Linked DNA regions of Homo sapiens: all the other regions are linked to region 2. The links are chromatin contacts, found by Hi-C or POLR2A ChIA-PET in ENCODE. All regions are on one chromosome and are shown on one strand. Each heading gives the region's core, a stretch centred on a gene start or an enhancer-like site at or near the end of the contact. The rest is flanking DNA. Distances are from core to core; before and after follow the strand shown.

Evidence for each region. A loop is a pair of places that touch in the nucleus more often than their neighbours do. ChIA-PET counts read pairs that join two places held with the same protein, here RNA polymerase II (POLR2A). Pooled maps may share reads with other maps.
Region 1: a map of naive thymus-derived CD4-positive, alpha-beta T cell shows a loop between it and region 2 (4-fold over the local background). The contact joins the promoter of C11orf96 here to the promoter of HSD17B12 in region 2. A Hi-C loop is called at or near these places in 1 of 168 maps with a recorded cell type or tissue (naive thymus-derived CD4-positive, alpha-beta T cell) and 12 of 50 pooled maps. POLR2A ChIA-PET finds 5 or more read pairs at or near these places in 2 of 52 experiments (HEK293T and WTC11).
Region 3: a map of naive thymus-derived CD4-positive, alpha-beta T cell shows a loop between it and region 2 (4-fold over the local background). The contact joins the promoter of EXT2 here to the promoter of HSD17B12 in region 2. A Hi-C loop is called at or near these places in 2 of 168 maps with a recorded cell type or tissue (both naive thymus-derived CD4-positive, alpha-beta T cell), 1 of 37 single-sample maps with no recorded cell type and 8 of 50 pooled maps.

The regions. Positions count from the first base shown.
Region 1 is chr11:43,941,332-43,944,587 of GRCh38, reverse strand. It overlaps C11orf96 (chromosome 11 open reading frame 96), which reads right to left and starts at 1,951. Exons shown (of 1, transcript NM_001145033.2): 1 at 710-1,951. The coding sequence starts at 1,683. The coding sequence ends at 1,315. It also overlaps a transcript of ACCSL not described here. RefSeq lists enhancers at 1-494, 495-1,324 and silencers at 2,064-2,193, 2,234-2,363.
Region 2 is chr11:43,678,711-43,682,160 of GRCh38, reverse strand. It overlaps HSD17B12 (hydroxysteroid 17-beta dehydrogenase 12), which reads right to left and starts at 1,423. Exons shown (of 11, transcript NM_016142.3): 1 at 1,174-1,423. The coding sequence starts at 1,333. RefSeq lists enhancers at 669-728, 879-928, 1,003-1,568, 1,779-1,828.
Region 3 is chr11:44,094,424-44,097,553 of GRCh38, reverse strand. It overlaps EXT2 (exostosin glycosyltransferase 2), which reads right to left and starts at 1,876. Exons shown (of 14, transcript NM_207122.2): 1 at 1,702-1,876. RefSeq lists an enhancer at 920-969 and a silencer at 1,390-2,009.

The DNA of each region.
Region 1 (3,256 bases), core at 702-3,201, 260 kb before region 2:
GGGGCGGGGAGAAGGGAAGGACTCGATGGTACCCAGGTGCCCTTCAGGCTCTAACCAAAGACATGCCCCACCCTCCTGGAGGAACCCTGCGGAGCGCAGAGAACGGCTGGAGACATAGCGGCCGCGGTTTTCCCCGCAGCGCAGGAGCGCCAGGCACTGCGCTGGGTCAACTGCGGTCAGGGAGTCACCTGCCCGCGACAGCGAGCGCGCACCCACACTCTCGACCAACCCAGGCTGGCCTCCAGCCCACTCTCGGGTCCCAACGCCCAAACATCTCGCATTGCTGGCTCCGACATCTCCCCACCCGCCGCCAGGAATCAGCGCAGAGGGAGATGCGTCTTCTGTGGCGGGTGCGGGGCGAGGACCCTGACCCCAGCTCTGGGAAGTGAACTGTACGGAGGAGAGAGCTCTCCATCGTCAGCTCTGCCTCCGCCCCTCCTGCGGCTTCACTTCAGCCCGGATGCCGGCGATGGGGAATAGACCAGGGACGCAGGAGCACACTGGACCGGGGGTGGATCCACTTGGGGAGGCAGGCAACCGACCCGCGCACCGGTGGCGCAACCTCGTTCCGGTGACCGAAGCTTGTGGAGGTAGCTCCACTCCCGGCTCCCTGGTCCGACATCCCCCTGCCACCTCCTCCCCCACCTCCCCGAGTCTTGGGAGCCTGGACCCCGAAGGTGCAAAAAGTCAAGAGCCTGGAAAACTGCACTGTGCAAATATATTGACTTTATTTGTCTCCTTTCAGGAGCCTCACAGACATATCCAGGTAAAAAGATCGTTAAATAAATGCCTTCAGCCATCGCAATGCAAAAATAAATATCAATCCTCCAGACGCAGTAGCAGCCGCGCTGCGCCCAAAGTCCCAACGGCCACGCCTAACAATTATAAAAGTGTTCAGCGAGAGTGTTGGCGTGAGTGTGAATGGGTGTGCGCTGGGGGGCACGGTGGAGCGGTGTGCAAAATCGGAGTTGCAAACCATCGGACAAGGGCATGGAGTGGCTACCCGCCGCCGACTCAGCGCGGGCGCGCCTCCCCGCACACACTCACAGCAGAGTTCGCACTGGGAAGAGTTAAAAAATAAACATTTACAAGGACGAGGAAAGCGGCCCCGCTCCCGGCGCTCCCGGGCCAGGGCGAGCGCGGCGAGGGGCGCACCGACCGGTTCGCAGCGGGGCGGGAGTCCGAGCGCGCGAGGAGCGGCGGTCCCGGGTCCTTGCGGGTCCCCCGGGAGCAGGGCGCGGGCACTCTCGGGGTTCACACGCCGGTCCCCGCGCGGACCGCGGACGCGCGCGTCCCCCCCGCGGGCGGCGCCCCTTACAGGGCCGAGTCGGAGTCGCTGGAGTCCAGGCTGTTCCTCAGTTTGCAGCTGCTGAGCTGCTCCCGCTGCAGCGACAGGCTCTGCGTGCTGCGGCGCAGGCACTCCAGGCTCTGCAGGAACGACTTCTTGGCCTTCTCCTCCTCCATGGGGGACACCCCCTCCTCCTCCACCTCCTGGATCTCGTCGAAGGTCACCGGCTGCGTCTTGAAGCGAGACTGGCGCGGCCGCCGCAGCCGGCCCCGGCCCTTGGGCAGCTTGGCGGGCCGCACGGGCTGCGGGAACTCGTCGGCCAGGCACACGAAGTGCGGCATCACCGCCTGGTAACTGGAGCAGATGCCCATCAGCTCGCCGGGCTTGGCGGCCATGGCGCCTCCGGCGTCTGCGGGGCCGGGCGGCGGGGCGCCGGGGCTCTCCGAGGGCGGCCGCTGCGCCGGGGCCCCCCGGGAGGCAGCAGCCGGGGGCTCGCCGGGCGGGGGATCCAAATCTGCTGCGGGGTGGCGGCGGCCCTCGCGGGCCCGGGCCGGCGCTCCTCGGGAGGGCGGGCGGGCGGGCGGACCCGTCGGGGGGCACGGGGCTCGGGGGGCGCTGTTCCGCCGCGCTCCGAGGCGCTCGCCGCCGCTGCTGTCGCCGTCTGCCCCGCGGCGGCCAGGCTCGCGGCTTATATAGCCCGCGGCTGCCCACACGGCTCTGAGCTCGGATGACAGCGAATGCCATTTAAAGCGTGCGCGCCCCGCGCCCTTCCGCCTGACGTCGCCCCGCCGCTCTGGGAAAGTAACGGCCCCTTCCCCGGCGCCGCCCGCCCCCCGCCAACCGGCTCCGGAAGGCAGGCCCCGCCCGCGGGGGTTCCGGGAGAAGCCGCGGCCCCGGAGCACGCGGCTGGCCCGAGCTGCGCCCGGACAGGGACCCTCAATCGCCGCGACTGGGCGGGCACTGTCCCTTCTGGGATCCCCAAGTCTGCACCAACCGGGTTGGCCGCGGGGCCGCAGGTCCCCCTCCCCCGCCCCCTGGTCCCAGATGCACACACTTGAGGCGCTGGTTATTCCACCGCCGGTTCTGCGCGGGGCGCGAGGCAGCTCTCAGCTCTCTTTGCAGCCTGGCGAGCCTGAGCGCCCGGCTCCCCAGAGCTGAGCTCGGAAGAAGGGGTGGGCTCCCCTTCTGGATCCTTGCCACCCCCCTCCGCAGGCGCGCGCGCGCACACACACACACACACACACACACACACACACACACACACGCACGAATGCAAACACATCTCGATTATTCCATTCCGGTTCTTCCCTTCCCTAGATGTCTTCTTTATGTTTGTCTCCTCACTCCCCCACCCAAGTCCCTCGGGCACCCCCATTCATGCTCTGAAGAGTGACACTTGGATATGGCACTAACAACAACAACAACAATAATAGCTACCATCTGGAGAGCTTTACTCCAAGCCAACCATGAGCTCTGTTTTACGTATATTATCCTGTTTAATCTTCACAGCAGCAGCCCTATGAGGTAATTGGTATTCTCTCATTTTTACATATGGGAAAACCAGGCACAGAGGGGATAAGTAACTGGTCCACTAGTATCTGATGGAAACAGATGGGCTGACTCCAGAGTCCATGCTCTGACAGCCCCCTGCTGAGGGTGAGTACCCTGAGCTAAATCTCACCAGTGTTCCCAAGGTCTCTAAGAGCAGGTCCACAGGGCAGTCCCTGCCCTATGTCCTGGGACTCCCAAGAGGAAACTGTGAGCCTGGCCATGGCCAAGTGGGCTTGAGATGTGGGGCACTGACAGGCACCCAGCAGGGCTCACAGGGCCACCCAAAAAGGAGGGGGTCAGTGGGATTTGGCCTCCGTCCTTTCCGTATCCACTCAACACAGATTTACTGAGAAGTTACTTTCCTGCTCAGGAAAGGCATGGAAGCCAACAAGAAAGGTACAGTCCTGGCCCTCATGA
Region 2 (3,450 bases), core at 174-2,673:
TCTTAATGTTAACATAAACCCAAAAGGTTAACATATGTCTTTCCTACTAGGTTGTTTAAATGTTTCTAAATAAACAAAGAACATGGAGTAACATTATTAGTGTATCTTACCTGAGCCCAGTCTGCAGGCAATGCCTAACCACCCCAAAATTCAATAAAATGCTTAGGAAGTGCACATTCGATTATAAAACATCAAAATAAATAATCATCTCAGGGTAGGACCACAAGCATATCATAAGTAATCACTCGGTTTAAAGGGAAAAAAGGCCAAGAGACGAAAAATAAAGCAAAGAAGGAAACAAAATAGGTTGAAAAAGAAAAAAAAAAGGGGGGGGGGAGCAAAACTTCCCTGCAGATAATTTTCCCTATTTCCTCAACCTGACCTTCGTCCTCCATTTTAAAAATCCTCCGACTACAAGTTCCATGTGTTTGGTTCACTCTTTACGGGTATACTTTTTCCTACAAACGTCCTTGTGAAAAAAAAAAAAAAATCTGATTTTAACATGATGAGTTATCATTTTACAGAAGCAATAGTTCTTGCTACTCGTTAGGACTCCAGAACAGTTTAGCGAGAATTCCTTTTAAAGGGGCTTTGTAATTGTATGAAATAGGCCAAATCCAGATACGATTACTATCTTAATCGTAACTGGGGAGGTACGATTCCGCAGTGCAAAAAGCCTTCTGAAATTGTGTCCCTACACCCCTTTCCATCCTCTGCCCAAACATGTTAACAGAATGCTCTGCATCCTTAGCACAGGGCCAATATTCAAACCGAGCGAAAAACTTTATTTTAAAAACACTTACAAGGGGCGAACCAAGGAGGACAGCGTGTGACTGAGGAGGCAGCAGGGCGACTGACTGGCTCCATGAACACGGAATGGCTTAAAGGGCACAAGCCCCAGAGACTTAAGGCAGTTTTCTCCTACACCCTAAGCTGAGCTTAGATTCCCAGGATTGAGCGAGCAGTGTATTTCGTACCTTAAAACTCTGCAAGTAGTCTAAGCAAGCAGAAGACAGCCAAGGGAGCCAGGAGGGGCCCGCGGGGCACAGGAGCCTGAGAAAGAGGAGAGCTGGGGAGGGGAAGGCCAGGAGCAGACCCCAGAACTAGTCATCACGGCCCAGGCCTGGTCCGGGCCGCCGCGGGAGCGAGGACGCGGCGCTGCATCCGACTCACCTGCCCATTCTCCGAGCCCCGGGCCGACCCCCGCCTCATTCCCCACTCCCCAGACCCGGAGGGCCGTGAAGAGCGAGTACGAAATACGCAGGGCTAGGTAGGCCACGGTGCCCGCGCCGACCCAGTACAGGAAGCCGGCGGCGGGGAGAGCGCTCTCCATGGCTTTCCACTAGGCCTCACTACCTTCGTGAATGAAAAGAGCGAGTGAATGAATCCAGGAGGAGGCGCCGGCCGTGACGGTGAGGATGACACTAATAGGCGCTGCTCCGACACCACTTTGGGCCTAAACCCCGCCCGCGGGGCCATATCCGTGTCGCTATTGGTGACCCGTCTTTCCCTCTGCGCGTAGTGCGTCAGCCATTAGCTGACTCCAGTTCCACTGCCCCTCCCACACTCCTCCCATCACCGCGTCCCCCGGGGTTCCGCCAGTGAGCGCCCTGTCTCACCCCACCGAGGCGCCCCGGTCTCTCATTGGCTGCAGCCGTACTCGCGACTGCGGAAGACTGCGCTCGGATTGGCCGGTCAGACCCAGGCTGGTTTGAGCTCAGGTTCGAAGAGGAAATGGGATCAGAGAAGCCGCTAGTGAATGGAAAGATTATAGTAAGAAGTGGGCGTAGGCAGGGCGCGGTGGCTAACACCTGTAATCCCAGCACTTTGGGAGGCCGAGGCGGGCGAATCGCTTGAGCTTAGGAGTCCGAGACCAGCCTGGCCAACATCCGAACCCCGTCTCTACTAAAAATACAAAAATTAGCCGGGCGTGGTGGCGTGCGCCTGTAATCTCAGCTACTCGGGAGGCTGAGGCAGGAGAATCACGAACCCGGGAGGCAGAGGTTGCAGTGAGCCGAGATCGCGCCACTGCATTCCAGCCTGAGCGACGGAGTGAGACTCCATCCCAAAACAAAAACAAAAAAAAAAAGAAAAGAAATAGGTGTGGAGCCACAGTTTTATTTTCAACTCTTTATTAAATAAATATATATTTTACATATATGATATAATTATATAATAAATATATCATTGTTAAGCGTGCTGTCATTGTTGCCATAAACTTTTCCAGATAAAGGCTTGCAGTCTTCTGTGTCTGTGCCTTCCTCGCTGCAGGCATTCGCCCGGGTTACACTCACTCATAGAGAGCCCTTAAATGCCAGACCTCCCTCCCAGCTGAGCACTAAACATCACTTAGTTCCCAACGATTTGGGGTTCAAGGCAAATAACCTGATGGAGTCTAATAACTGTTAGACGATGGCATCAGAGCTGTATGGTGAATGAAAAATATAGGAACACAGCTTGCTGAACAATTAGTTTTGGAAGGAGACTATATCTTTTAATTTGTCTTCAAAGGGGGATAGAAAATTTTACTTTCTTTTTTAAATTTCCCTTTTTTGGTTGGGGAGTGGGGGAGTGGTATTTCCAGGGGGCACAGAAGTGTGAAGTCCAGATAGAGGCATGGGAACTACGTTAGCAAAGTTGCAGAGGAGAAAGATCACAAGGTAAGTTTAAAAAATTGTGTAAAACTTAAGGAGATTTTGGGCTGAGACGATGGGGTTTTCTAAATATACAATTATGTCATCTGCAAACAGGGACAATTTGACTGCCTCTTTTCCTAACTGAATACTCTTTATTTCTTTCTCCTGCCTGATTGCCCTGGCCAGAACTTCCAACACTATGTTGAATAGGAGTGGTGAGAGAGGGCATCCCTGTCTTGTAACTCAATGTGCAAAAATCACAGGCATTCTTATACACCAATAACAGACAAACAGAGAGCCAAATCATGACTGAACTCCCCTTCACAATTGCTTCAAAGAAAATAAAATACCTAGGAATCCAACTTACAAGGGATGTGAAGGACCTCTTCAAGGAGAACTACAAACCACTGCTCAACGAAATAAAAGAGGACACAAACAAATGGAAGAACGTTCCATGCTCATGGATAGGAAGAATCAATATCGTGAAAATGGCCATACTGCCCAAGGTAATGTATAGATTCAATGCCATCCCCATCAAGCTACCAATGACTTTCTTCACAGAATTGGAAACAACTACTTTAAAGTTCATATGGAACCAAAAAAGAGCCCGCATTGCCAAGTCAATCCTAAGCCAAAAGAACAAAGCTGGAGGCATCACACTACCTGACTTCAAACTATACTACAAGGCTACAGTAATCAAAACAGCATGGTACTGGCACCAAAACAGAGATATAAACCAATGGAACAGAACAGAGCCCTCAGAAATAACACCACACATCTACAACTATCTGATCTTTGATGAACCTGGCAAAAA
Region 3 (3,130 bases), core at 627-3,126, 410 kb before region 2:
CCTCCCAAAGTGTTGGGATTACAGGCGTGAGCCACCGCGCCTGGCCTCTTCTTAACCTTTTTAGAAAGGGCCTTACAGCTGAACTCCTGGGGCCACTGCCACACTGGATCTTAACCCAACCATTCCGAAAAACAGAGGAACCAAATATAAGCAAAAGCAAAAAAAGCCACAATTCATTGCCTTACTTGATAGGATTCTTTATAATTAAAGTTATGTTATGGCTAAATGCCCCTAAAAATTATTTTCAATTAAAAACAATGCCCTTTTAATCATGGGAATTATACCATAAGACAATGTGTGTCATTACATAATTAATATGTAAATCTTACTAAGCACTTACTACATGCCAGGGTCTGTTTTAAGCACTTTATAGTGTTAACTTATTTAATCTTCATAACAGCACTATAAGCCAAGCTATTATTACCCTCATTTTACAGATGGGGATAGTACAACAGAAAGTTTAAGTACCTGGCCCAATATTACACAACTGGAAATGCCAAAGCTAGGATTCACAGCATGGCAGTCTGGCCCCAAAACTGATTATCCATTCATACCCTCACATGCAACCAGGAAGTCGGGGAAAGTGAATGATGGAAACTGAATCATCTATTTTATTACAGTGAATAGCCTTTGAGTTCTGAAAGTTACAAACTAAGTCCAGTTAAAGTACATAGAGCACTTACCTGACTTACAAGAAGTTAAGACTTACAAGAATTTAAATGTACATATTTCAAGACCATATCTTCACATAAATAAGTCAAGAACCTTTCTAGATTAGCATTGCCCAATCAGTAACACCAAGCAATTCTTTGATTCTCAAAATTGTGTGTTTAGATCTGGTTCCCACCGAATGTAACAAAGCCCCAAACACCTCTGGACTTCAAGTTGAAGCCCAGAGCCAGTGTGCTTCTGGCCACCTAGTCCCGAGACTAACATGCCCCTGGCCCCGGCCCGACACACCCCCGGGCCACCTAGTCCCTGGCCTAACATGCCACCAGCAATCTAGTCCGCAGTCTAACATACTCCTGCCCCGTCCTGACAGGCCCCCGGCCACCCAGTCCCCTGCCTAACACGCCCCCAGCCACCTAGTGCCTGGCCCAACATGACCCCGGCCACCCAGTCCCCGGCCTAACACGCCCCCGGCCATCTAGTTCCCGGTCACCCAGTCCCCGGCCTAACACGCCCCCGACCACCCAGTCCCCGGCATAACATGCCCCTGGCCCCTTCCCTACCTCGTCCCACGGCTTCTGGCACCGCAAGGGATGCCGCAGGCCACCACCGGACCCTGAGGCGCAGGACATCCCCCTGGGAGGAATCAGATCCCTGTGGCTGGCGGGAAGGTGGCAGCAGGAAGGGAGGGGTCACGGCGGAGGGCGGAGGGCGGGTCGCAGGAGGAAAGGAAGGAGCGGACTGGGGGCGAAGGTTGGCTAGGAGAACAGGTGGGTACCAAGATGCTGAAAGCGCGGCCGCCGCCGGAGGAGAAGGAGAAGCAGGAGTGGAAATCGGAGCGCTCCAAAAGCGGGCAGTCATTGTCACAGCCCCGGCGGGGCTGGGGGTGGCCTCTCGCAGCCCACGGGCCTCCACGGAGCCTCCGCGCGGCCGCGCTCCCTCGGCCCTTGTCCCGACCCAGCAGCGGCCCCCGGAGGCCCGAGCCCTCGCTTCAGCGCCCGCCCGGCCGCCGCCCTGGAGAGCCGCGCTTACCTCGGCCACGGCTGCCTCCCGCTCGGCCCCGAGCTTGGTCACCGGCTCATGCCGCGGGGCGCGGGCCACCTCCGCCCAGGTCGGATCGGTCCGAATCGCCAGCCGCCACTGCCAGGGCCGAGTCTGGGCTGGCGAGCAGCGAGCGAGGGGCCGGTAACCGGGATCCGGGCCGTCTGACACCGAGCGCACTGCGCATGCGGGAGCTGCCGGGCCGCGCCTCCTGCTGGACAGGAGGAGTCCGAGCACCGCTGCAGTGTTTTCCCAGGCAGGCGCGCTCAGGCTCCGCAGTGAAATGCTCAGACAGCCTCATTCATAATTAAAGAATCCTTAAACCCAAACGAGACACCACGCGTTGCTTATAAAACTAACAAATATGTAGACGTTTTATTATAATCAGTTCTGGTGAGCGTATAACATTCCTGGAGGGCAATTTGGTACTATCCATCAAACGGAAAATGCTGGTACCCTTCATTCCAACAAGCTCTCTGTACGGAGTTTGCCCTATGGATATTCTCAACAATGTTTGTCAAAAAGTTCCATGACAGCATTCTTTCTAATCATAGCGAAATGCTAGACACAATCGAAATAAATTATGGAATTTGATTGATTTGAGTAATGTGAGATAGTGCAATATATTTGGGTAAGGAAATATCTCCAAGATATTAGTTAAGATCAAAGCGTAGTCCAAAACAGCGGGCAAGTCACTTTTAGGTAAACTATGCATATGCAAAAACAAGAGGGAGAAATATATAAAGTAGGTGCTTATATTCAGGCATGTGTATAACTTTTTTCTGGAAGGAATGCAAGAAGAAATGAACAGCTTCAGGTGGAGTAGTTGTCGAGGCGGAAATGGAAGCATTTATGGCGAGGAAAGGTGGCTCACGCCTGTAATTCCAGCATTTGGGGAGGCCTAAACGAGAGGATCGCTTGAGCCCAAGAGTTTGAGACCAGCCTGGGCAGCAGAGCAAGACCCCATCTCTACAAAAAATAAAAAGTTAACTAGGCATCGTAGCACACGCTTGTAGTCCCAACTACTTAGGAGGCAGAGGCAGGAAGATTGCTTGAGCCCAGGAGGTCAAGGCTGCAGTGGGCCGTGGTCGTGCCACTGCACTCCAGCCTGGGTGATAGAGCAAGACCCTGTCTCCAAAAAAAAAAAAAAAAAACGCATTTTTGTTTTGTATCTTTCTCTATTATTTACATGATTTAGCCCTATCCATGCACACTAAAACCGCTGTCATAAAGCAGTAAGTGGAAACTAAAAAATTAAATTAAAATTCAGAGCGATGTTATTGAGAGGTTAATGAAATGACCCCTGGGCCTGCGATGTTGGTTTGGTAGAGTTGTGGGTCTGGCTACAGGATCCAAATCCCTTCTGGTCCCAGATGTACTTTGGCGCCATCTGGTGGAAGTTGTCACTGATAGCTTAAAT